Linked DNA regions of Homo sapiens: region 1 is linked to region 2. A link is an interaction called in ENCODE POLR2A ChIA-PET data of the cell type or tissue named here. Cell type or tissue: PC-9. All regions are shown on one strand. Links, peaks and the distances in the headings refer to the core of each region. The heading gives the core; the rest is flanking DNA. Region 1 has its middle 90 kb from the start of LINC02225. Region 2 has its middle 59 kb from the start of LINC02101.

The links. ChIA-PET counts read pairs that join two places held together with the same protein. Peaks named below come from ENCODE experiments on the same cell type or tissue, not always from the same donor. Only the 100,000 strongest peaks of a DNase experiment are listed, where the experiment ranks them.
Region 1: POLR2A ChIA-PET joins it to region 2 with 6 read pairs; 2 of 35 experiments call an interaction of 5 or more read pairs at or near these places.

The regions. Positions count from the first base shown.
Region 1 is chr5:57,807,139-57,811,546 of GRCh38, reverse strand. No RefSeq gene overlaps it. Among named protein-coding and RNA genes, the nearest start is that of LINC02225, 90 kb to the left of the region's middle. In PC-9, for the core only: no CTCF peak of the experiment used is centred there; no DNase peak of the experiment used is centred there.
Region 2 is chr5:58,178,682-58,183,089 of GRCh38, reverse strand. No RefSeq gene overlaps it. Among named protein-coding and RNA genes, the nearest start is that of LINC02101, 59 kb to the right of the region's middle. In PC-9, for the core only: no CTCF peak of the experiment used is centred there; no DNase peak of the experiment used is centred there; H3K27ac peaks cover 373 bases.

The DNA.
Region 1 (4,408 bases), core at 152-4,151, 370 kb after region 2:
TTGAAAAACATGCCACTTATTCTTATGAAATACATTTATAAAAATAAAACTATTTGAAATTTTAGTGATCAACATCCATTTAGTTGCTAATATTAAAGAATTGGCTCCACTGTGTTACAGCTAGACCTATGTTTATTTATAAGCTCTATGAATTATTTAATATTGTAAAATGTTCCTTGTTCTCCATGTGCAAGAGTGACACATAATGTGCTAATTTAAAAGTACTTCCTGAGCCATGAACTGTAAATCAGAAGCAACATAAAATAGATGCTAGCACTACTGGTAGTTTGCTATAGTTGAATTTATTGCATTTATGCTGAGAGAAAGAATATGACAAGTTAAAATAATTTTTTCTTTTTTTATTACACTTTAAGTTATACAGTACATGTGCACAACGTGCAGACTTGTTACATATGTATACATGTGCCATGTTGGTGTGCTCCACCCATTAACTCATCATTTACATTAGGTGTATCTCCTAATGCTATCCCTCCCCCCTCTCCCCACCCTACAACAGGCCCCAGTTTGTGATGTTCCCCTTCCTGTGTCCATGTGTTCTCATTGTTCAATTCCCACCTATGAGTGAGAACATGCCGTGTTTGGTTTTTTGTCCTTGTGATAGTTTGCTGAGAATAATGGTTTCCAGCTTCATCCATGTCCCTACAAAGGACGTGAACTCATCATTTTTTATGGCTGCATAGTATTCCATGGTGTATATGTGCCACATTTTCTTAATCCAGTCTATCATTGTTGGACATTTGGGTTGGTTCCAAGTCTTTGCTATTGTGAATAGTGCCGCAATAAACATACGTGTGCATCTGTCTTTATAGCAGCATGATTTATAGTCTTTTGGGTATACACCCAGTAATGGGATGGCAGAGTCAAATGGTATTTCTAGTTCTAGATCCCTGAGGAATCGCCACACTGACTTCCACAATGGTTGAACTAGTTTACAGTCCCACCAACAGTGTAAAAGTGTTCCTATTTCTCCACATCCTCTCCAGCACCTGTTGTTTCCTGACTTTTTAATGATCGCCATTCTAAGTGGTGTGAGATGGTATCTCATTGTGGTTTTGATTTGCATTTCTCTGATGGCCAGTGATGATGAGCATTTTTTCATGTGTCTTTTGGCTGCATAAATGTCTTCTTTTGAGAAGTGTCTGTTCATATCCTTCACCCACTTTTTGATGGGGTTGTTTTCTTCTTAAAATAATTTGTATTTTCTTTCTTAAGAGCTTCCACTGCTCAAATCCTCCTGATACTCCAAAGAGGCATCCAAATGCAACATGGACAGGGGCACCATCCTTCAATGTTCATGGCGTTTGGGGATTTGGGGCAGCCACTTTTTCTTTCAAGGTAATAGGGCAAGAGATGTGGAGAAGGATTTCCTTGGGCCATAAGAACATCTGTGCAGGTACTGAGCTCTGGATCCTAAGTGAAAGAGATGCCTATGAGTTTTTAAATAATTTTTAATGTAGATTTATGACATGTAGGATCCTTAAAAACTTAAGAACTCAGGGGAGAAACACCTTTAATCCAAGTCCAAGGCCATTACTATCCAACACCTTGCACACTACCTTATGTATAGTGAGGTTCGATAAATGCCTTAGTTATTACAAAAGTTATTAATTAATTATAAATATGTGGAGTGAGGAGAATATAAAAGAGCTAAACTTTGAAGACTGCTAAAAGGGAGTTTCATAATCCTAGAAAAATAGATTTGTAGAAAAAAACGAGGATGAATTTATCTCTAAAAAGTGAAAGTTTGATGTATTGGTAGAATTTCTATAAGGAAGTGTCTGTTAAGCAACTGAAAATCATAGCCTTGATCAAAATAAAATAATCAGTAAAGGCTGAAATATTATGACTCATACCTTAGGGTTTGTTTGTTTGTTTTTGGAAAAGTTAAAAAAATACAAAGTATTCCACAAAATAATGCATGAGGTTCCTATTTTAAAGATGGTGGTGGAAGGTGGGTGTTTCTGTCTTTCTTTCCTAAGAATAAAATCAAAACTCAGAATGCAAACTTCATTTTTGGTAAAAATAGAAAACAGCTGAAGTGCCAAACTACAAAATAGGTCTAGAGGACTGTTCACGTCTTGTTAAGGGCAGTGCAGAAAGAATCAGGTGGAGGGACTCACAGCAGTAGGTCTAGGGGGAAAAAACAGTAAAGATATTTTCTTGAAAGAGAAGAACACAACCTGAGTCCCAGTTGCTAAATCCTTTGTTTTTAACAGCTGGACAATGGTACACACACTGGGGGCAGCAGCAAATAAGGGTGGAGCTAAAAACAAAAATCACATAGTCAAGCTATATTTCCAGGAAGCTGGCTGTCTCTGCAGCAGCAAGGCAGACGAGAGACCTTACACTGTAAACAATCCCAAAGCTGGGGAGAAGTAAATGCTATATGAACTTCCTACACACCCAAGGATAAGAAAACTCCAGTTAGCCTGGGATTCTGTGCTCGCTCCTCTGCACATCAATTTCCTATCAATACCTGATCCAGGGAAATTTTACCTCCTTCAAAGATGAACACTGAACATAAAAAGCAGCAAAATTTCTATACAAAATTTTGACAAGAGAAAAATGCAGAAAGAAATATATAAAATAAAAGTCAAAAAAGAAAAGCCACTAGAAAAAATTAGCACATAACAGATAAAAATTGTACCAAAATATACCATCATGAATAGCCCCTCTGAATTAAAGGATTAATTATCCCTATAAAAAAAAAGGAGACAAAACAGAAATATAAAGGTTCACAGATGAAATGCTGATGAAAGAGGAGACAAAATGTGAACAAAAGAGCTCGGGAAAAAAAATGAAACAAAACACATAAATGAAGACAAAACTGGAAGAAACGTAAAACGGGAAGTTTTAAAAACACAATAATAGGAATAAATAATGATGTAAGAAAATAAAAAGGAAATAATAATTTTTTTTCAATTCAAGAGAAACTGACAGGGAGAATAGATAAAGGGGATTACATGCATAATTGAAGTCGCCAAAGAAGAAATCTACAAATAATTAAATAGCATAAATTTATAAGAATAAAATTCAAGAAAACATTTCTAAAATTAAAGAAGACTTGAAGTTAAATATTGATATGACACATCATGTCCCTGAGAATATTGACCCCAATGGGTCAACATGAGTCATATCCCAGTTAAAAGGACTTCAAATATAAAGAAATATTCCTTTGACAGTCAAAAACTTAAAGAAATTATTATTAAACACATGAAAGCTGCCTTTCGCATTCATAAGAAGAAAAATTCAAGTTAGAATTGTATTGATATGTAATTTTTCATCTATAAAATTGGCAAGAAAACAGATAATGTACCCTTGGCGATGATGTAGAGATAACAGGCACACTGATAGTCAAAGTATAAATTGGTATGACTCCTATTATGATAAATTTGCTTATATCCATGCCAATTTCAAATGAATATCACCTAGAAATGGCAATTTCTCTTTCAGAAATTTATTGTATAAACATCATCTTAAACATGTGAAATAACATACATATATAAGTTTTTTGCAATATTATTTATAACAGCAAACAATTAAAACCACACACACACACACACCCCTTCACATAATGGAATACCATACAGTCTTAAAATGAATGAAGAAGCTCTTTATGTATTAATATGGGGTGATATTCAAAATATAGTATGAAGTGGAAAATATCAATGTGTGGAACAACTCATATTCTGTCATCCAAGTGATAAAGATAAATATAAGAAGGTATGTTTGTGTACATGAGTGTGCTAGATCTATTCTTGTGAATCTCAGGAAGAATACATAAAATGATAACATGAGTTGCCTCTGGGAAGGGGAACTGGGAAAGGGCTAAAAAAATACAGTTGAGTTTGAAAATTTGGAAACCACATTAAGATTCTTACATGCATTTACATACTATTTAGGTTTGGTAGGCAATCATCTACTAAAGCCAATACAATTATAGTGGCCTGAATAATTTAATGTGGATCAAGGAACAATCTGTAGACTAGAAACAGTTGATTATTCCAGGGCTGGCCAATAAAACTTTCTGCAGTGATTAAAATGTTCTATAATTCTGCACTATCTTATATGGTAGTCACTAGCACATCTAGCTACAGCTTTTAAACACTTGAAATGTGGTTACTGTAACTAAGGAATTATTTATTTTATTTTATTTAATGTTTTTCCACTTAAATTGAAATGGCTACCTGTGGCTAGTGGCTACCATATGGGACAGCAGAGCTTTATACTAAAAAATACTGAGCTCTAAGTATTAAAATACTGAGCTTTGAAGACAGAATATTTATGACATTAACATGAATAATTTATACTTTTCTCATGCAATACAATGCTCTGTATACAAAAGCCTAGTCTTCAGCTGGGTAGGTTTGTTGCTGTTTCTCAAATT
Region 2 (4,408 bases), core at 100-4,099:
TTAATTGCATTAGGGTTTTTCAGTGACTCAGATTGGGAGTTTTAATTTTAACTTTTAGCTTAATAGTGTCAGTGTTTCCATGGCCACAGCCTGACTTTGAGGTGAATACCTGGCCTAAGGAGTTAATTGAATAGTGCCATTTGCTGCTCCCACCTCCCCACTCATGAGACACTGACTGGACCAACAGCACTCGAGACTAGACATGGTACAGATGGTGCCTGTCTAAAGTCACTTTCTGACAGTCAGGACATCACGGCCACAAATATACAGAAAAACTACAACTCAGAGTTTAGACACCAAAGAGGAAGCAGTAACTATTCAATCCTTTGTGTTATAAGCAGTCACATAATGGAGCTCCTGAGAACACAGGGTTCTGTGATGATGGAAGTTAGTGGTTGAATAGACACGAGGGCTCTGCCCACTGTTAGCTATTATGCAGCATCTGAGTGTGCTCCTGAACAGGCTGCACATTCTGCTCTTCTAGGAATCTGTGGCCTTAAAGACCAGATATTTGGACCAGAGGCAGCTTTGTCCTTAAAGAGACATGTGAGTGTTTTCCAGATGAAGAATGACGTGAACTGCATGATTTATTCCCTCTTACTTCTGTACAGAGCACTTGTGTTTCTCCCCATCTTGAACAATGCAAGGCCAGTTTTGCATTGCTCTTTCTCTTCTATGTCTCAAAGGATTAGAAAAAGCATTGCATATATCAGAGATTAAGCTAATGATTTTCTAGAAAATGTGAAGAAAGGTCAATCCAAATTTTCAATTTTATATCTGCAAATATCCTGTGGATCTCTGCTTCTCAAAACAAATGGCTTTTCCTACTGGGGCAAATCCAGTTTCTGGTTTACTTGTCTGCTGCCCCAACCCTCTTTTCTCTCTAACTGCCACAAGTAAAACCTTTCTGTTTGGTATAAGCTAACTAAGAGATTTGGCTCCCAAGGAAGTTTTCTTAGAGATTGTAGATAAAGAAATGCAAACAGTCACATTTCTTTAGCACGGAAATTTGTACTTCCTTGGATAATGGTTTCAGCATTTTATAGGTGAGTTGCTTGCTGACTGTTCATTATCATTTAGTCAGAAACAACATCTGTCCTGGGAAGGCCGGGAGGAAACCTCTTTGGGTTGCTTATTAGTTTTCCTTTCTCTGTTGCATGTTTAGTGACAAGTTACATCTTTTAGACTATCCGTATTTGTGGAGCCAGAAGATATTCGTCCTTTAAAAAGAGGTTTTGGTTTTGTGAACTTTTCTGGTCAACTTGTGGGAAAGCCCTTTTCCTGGATGGGTCAGCCCCTCCTTAAAGGGGAGACAGCCAGTGCTTCCTTGCCCTGAGCTGTGATTCCACCTCCCCAGATACTGGCTCCCTGAGGAAAAGCAAGGTGAAAATGAACAATTTTCTAAAGTTAAAAAGGATAGAAAGGTCTTCTACGGTTTCAAGTACAAAGCAAAATAAAATTGCGACATGAGCTCCAGAGCCAGCTTGTTCTTTCACTGGACCCAGCAAAGTGGAAGAGGAGAGCCATGCCCTGAGACAAAGGACAAGGCATCCACCAATCAGTATTTGGAATATTTAAATCTCAATGCTGGAGGCCAAATAAACCTATGGCTCATAACAGGCACATATGTAAGAACACCAACCATATTTGTATTAATTGTTTGCAATAGTGTTGGCCAAACTCAGAACCTCTTGGGAAAGTTTTTTAAAGTACCTACTGCTGAATCAGAATCTCTGGGGCCAGGGAGCTGCAGTTTTCTTTTTTCTTTTTAACTTTTAAGTTCAAGGGTACATTTGCAGGTTTGTTACATAGGTAAATTTGTGTTATGGGGGTTTGTTGTACAGATTATTTCATCACCCAGTATTAAATTTAGTACCCATTAGTTATTTTTCCTAATCCTCTCCCTCCTCCCACCCTCCCTGTCCCCAATAAGCCCCAGTGTGTGTTGTTCCCCTCTATTTGTCCATGTGTTTTCATCATTTAGCTCCCACTTATAAGTGAAAGCATGTGGTATCTGGTTTCCTGTTCCTGTGTTAGTTTGCTAAGGATAATGTCCTCCAGGTCCAACCATGTTCCTGCAAAGGGCATGATTTTTTTATGGGTGAATACTATTCCACAGTGTATATGTACCACATTTTCTTTATCCAGTCCATTATTGATGGGCATTTGGGTTGATTCCATGTCTTTGCTAATGTGAGTAGTTGCTGCAGTGAACATACATGTGCATGTGTCTTTATCATAGAACAGTTTATATTCCTGTGGGTATATACCCAGTAATAGGATTGCATTTTTCATAACCACCCAAAAGAGTTTTATGAACTCTCTTCTTCCAAAACCCCAGTTTATATGTCATATAGTGTTACACTTTTAGTTATATGAAATAAGCTACTATATTTTCTCTCTGAAGCCATTGCAGGATTGGAGAGTGAAACACTGAGAGTACATGTTCTTAATTCCCCTCAAAATATCAGTTTATAGTCTTTGAGACATTCGGGCCATGTTGTCTTGAGACATTCTTTATTTTTGTTATACTTTATGAAAAAAAACAACTATAAAAAGAAGCTATTCGCTTGTTTAAGGAGAAACTGAAGACTCTGAATTGTTCGAAAGCTAACAACGTCAGACAACTTAAATACCAAATATACTGGGCCATCAACTGTGAGTCAAATCCTTAAGATGATCCCTGTATATAAATGAAGCTAATCAGTGACTATTCGACTATCGCCTTGATTCAATCAAACTTATATATTTGAGTTAATTGATTATATATGGACACTAAAATAGAATCATTGTAACAAAAGAAAAATCAAATATGAAATGATTAATTATGGAGCCCGTTTATATAAGAACTTTCTCTTTGACATTTACATTGATTTTTTTTCTGACCTTAAGAATGGAAGGTAAACAGAGAACTTCTAGTGAATCTCCGAAACTGAGTATCTTGTCCCAAATTCAGCTCAACTTGAAAGTCTTCATCTACCAAGTCACATATGGCTTAGCAACCACTGATTTCATTTTTTATAACTCAAGAAAATTAATTTGTGGGGACCCACATCTCCAAAAGTTTTATTGACTAATCTTAGTCACCAAACTTTGTGTAAGGAAGCTTCTGGTAAAGGCAGACTGCCTTCTGCCTTTGCTTAGTATTCTTTAAAAATGAACTGCTTGTTCTACACCACTTATGTTTTTTTTTATAGTGAACATTATAAACTAAGAGAAACAGCTGAATAAAGCCATATGACACGATTAGGAACAGTTAACAGAGACTCTAGTCTCTATAAATCCACTGCTTGTTCCAAAAGATACCAATTAGTTTTTGCTGTCTTCATTGGTTGGCATCACATAGACACAGCTGAAGTTCAAAACACTAGAACAATACCAATTAGACCTTACGAAGAAGGAGGAGATGATAGGAAGGGCCAGTTCTTGGATTTTAAGTTAATATAAAACATATATTGAAAAACTGTTCTGTAAAGCTATAAACTATACCATATTTAAGGACATAATATGTAATAGTGAATATATGTTTTTGGCATATTATATCTAGACTAAGAGAACTTTATTAAATATGCACCACCTATAGTTTATTTTTTATCAGCAGAAATCAAAGTTAATACAGTGCAAACAGTTATTATAAAATATTCATACAATTATCAAAACTTGATAAACAGGAGTACACTGGAACATGGTAACTCTGAGCTTATTATGGCTTTTAGTAAAAACATTCCTGGGGCAATTTAATATTGATATTAAAGTAATTTATTAAAATTAGGATAATCATGATGAAAAAGCAAGCAACTTGAATAGTTTCCTTCCTGAGTGAAATAATGCCTATTCTATTGCTGTTACTGACCTTTGAAGGTCTAACTGAATATTGATAGGCAAATAACAGTTATATTTCAATTATATAAAAGTTCAACATAAGAAATATATTCTATGAGCATTCTCTCCTCCTCCTTTTCTAACTGAGCCCATAGGAAAGGAGCTTTCTCTTTGGAGGAGGTCATGCAAGCTTTAATCCCTTCTCTCTCTACTTCTCCTGTGGGACAAATGGCCTATCTAACTAACAAGGTGGAAGAAGAAACCTAGCATATATGCCCTAGCCCAATCGGGGATCTTTTAAAAAGTGGCTCATGCCTAAAATGCACTTATTTGTCTCCTGTACATACATTGGACAGCTGTTTTGGAAAAAGAATTTGTAAACCCATTTAAACATGGATCCATACTTTGTGTGTACTTTTCAATGAACTCAATCCCTCATAAAAGTGATAGTTTTTATTTCTATCTGTGTGACCCTATCTCTTTCTTCTGTATTAGATCAGAATTAGGGAGAGAAAATTAGAGGTGGATTATGTTACTGCCAACCCCATCTACCCTCACGTCCAAATCTAACATAATTGGAGTTCTG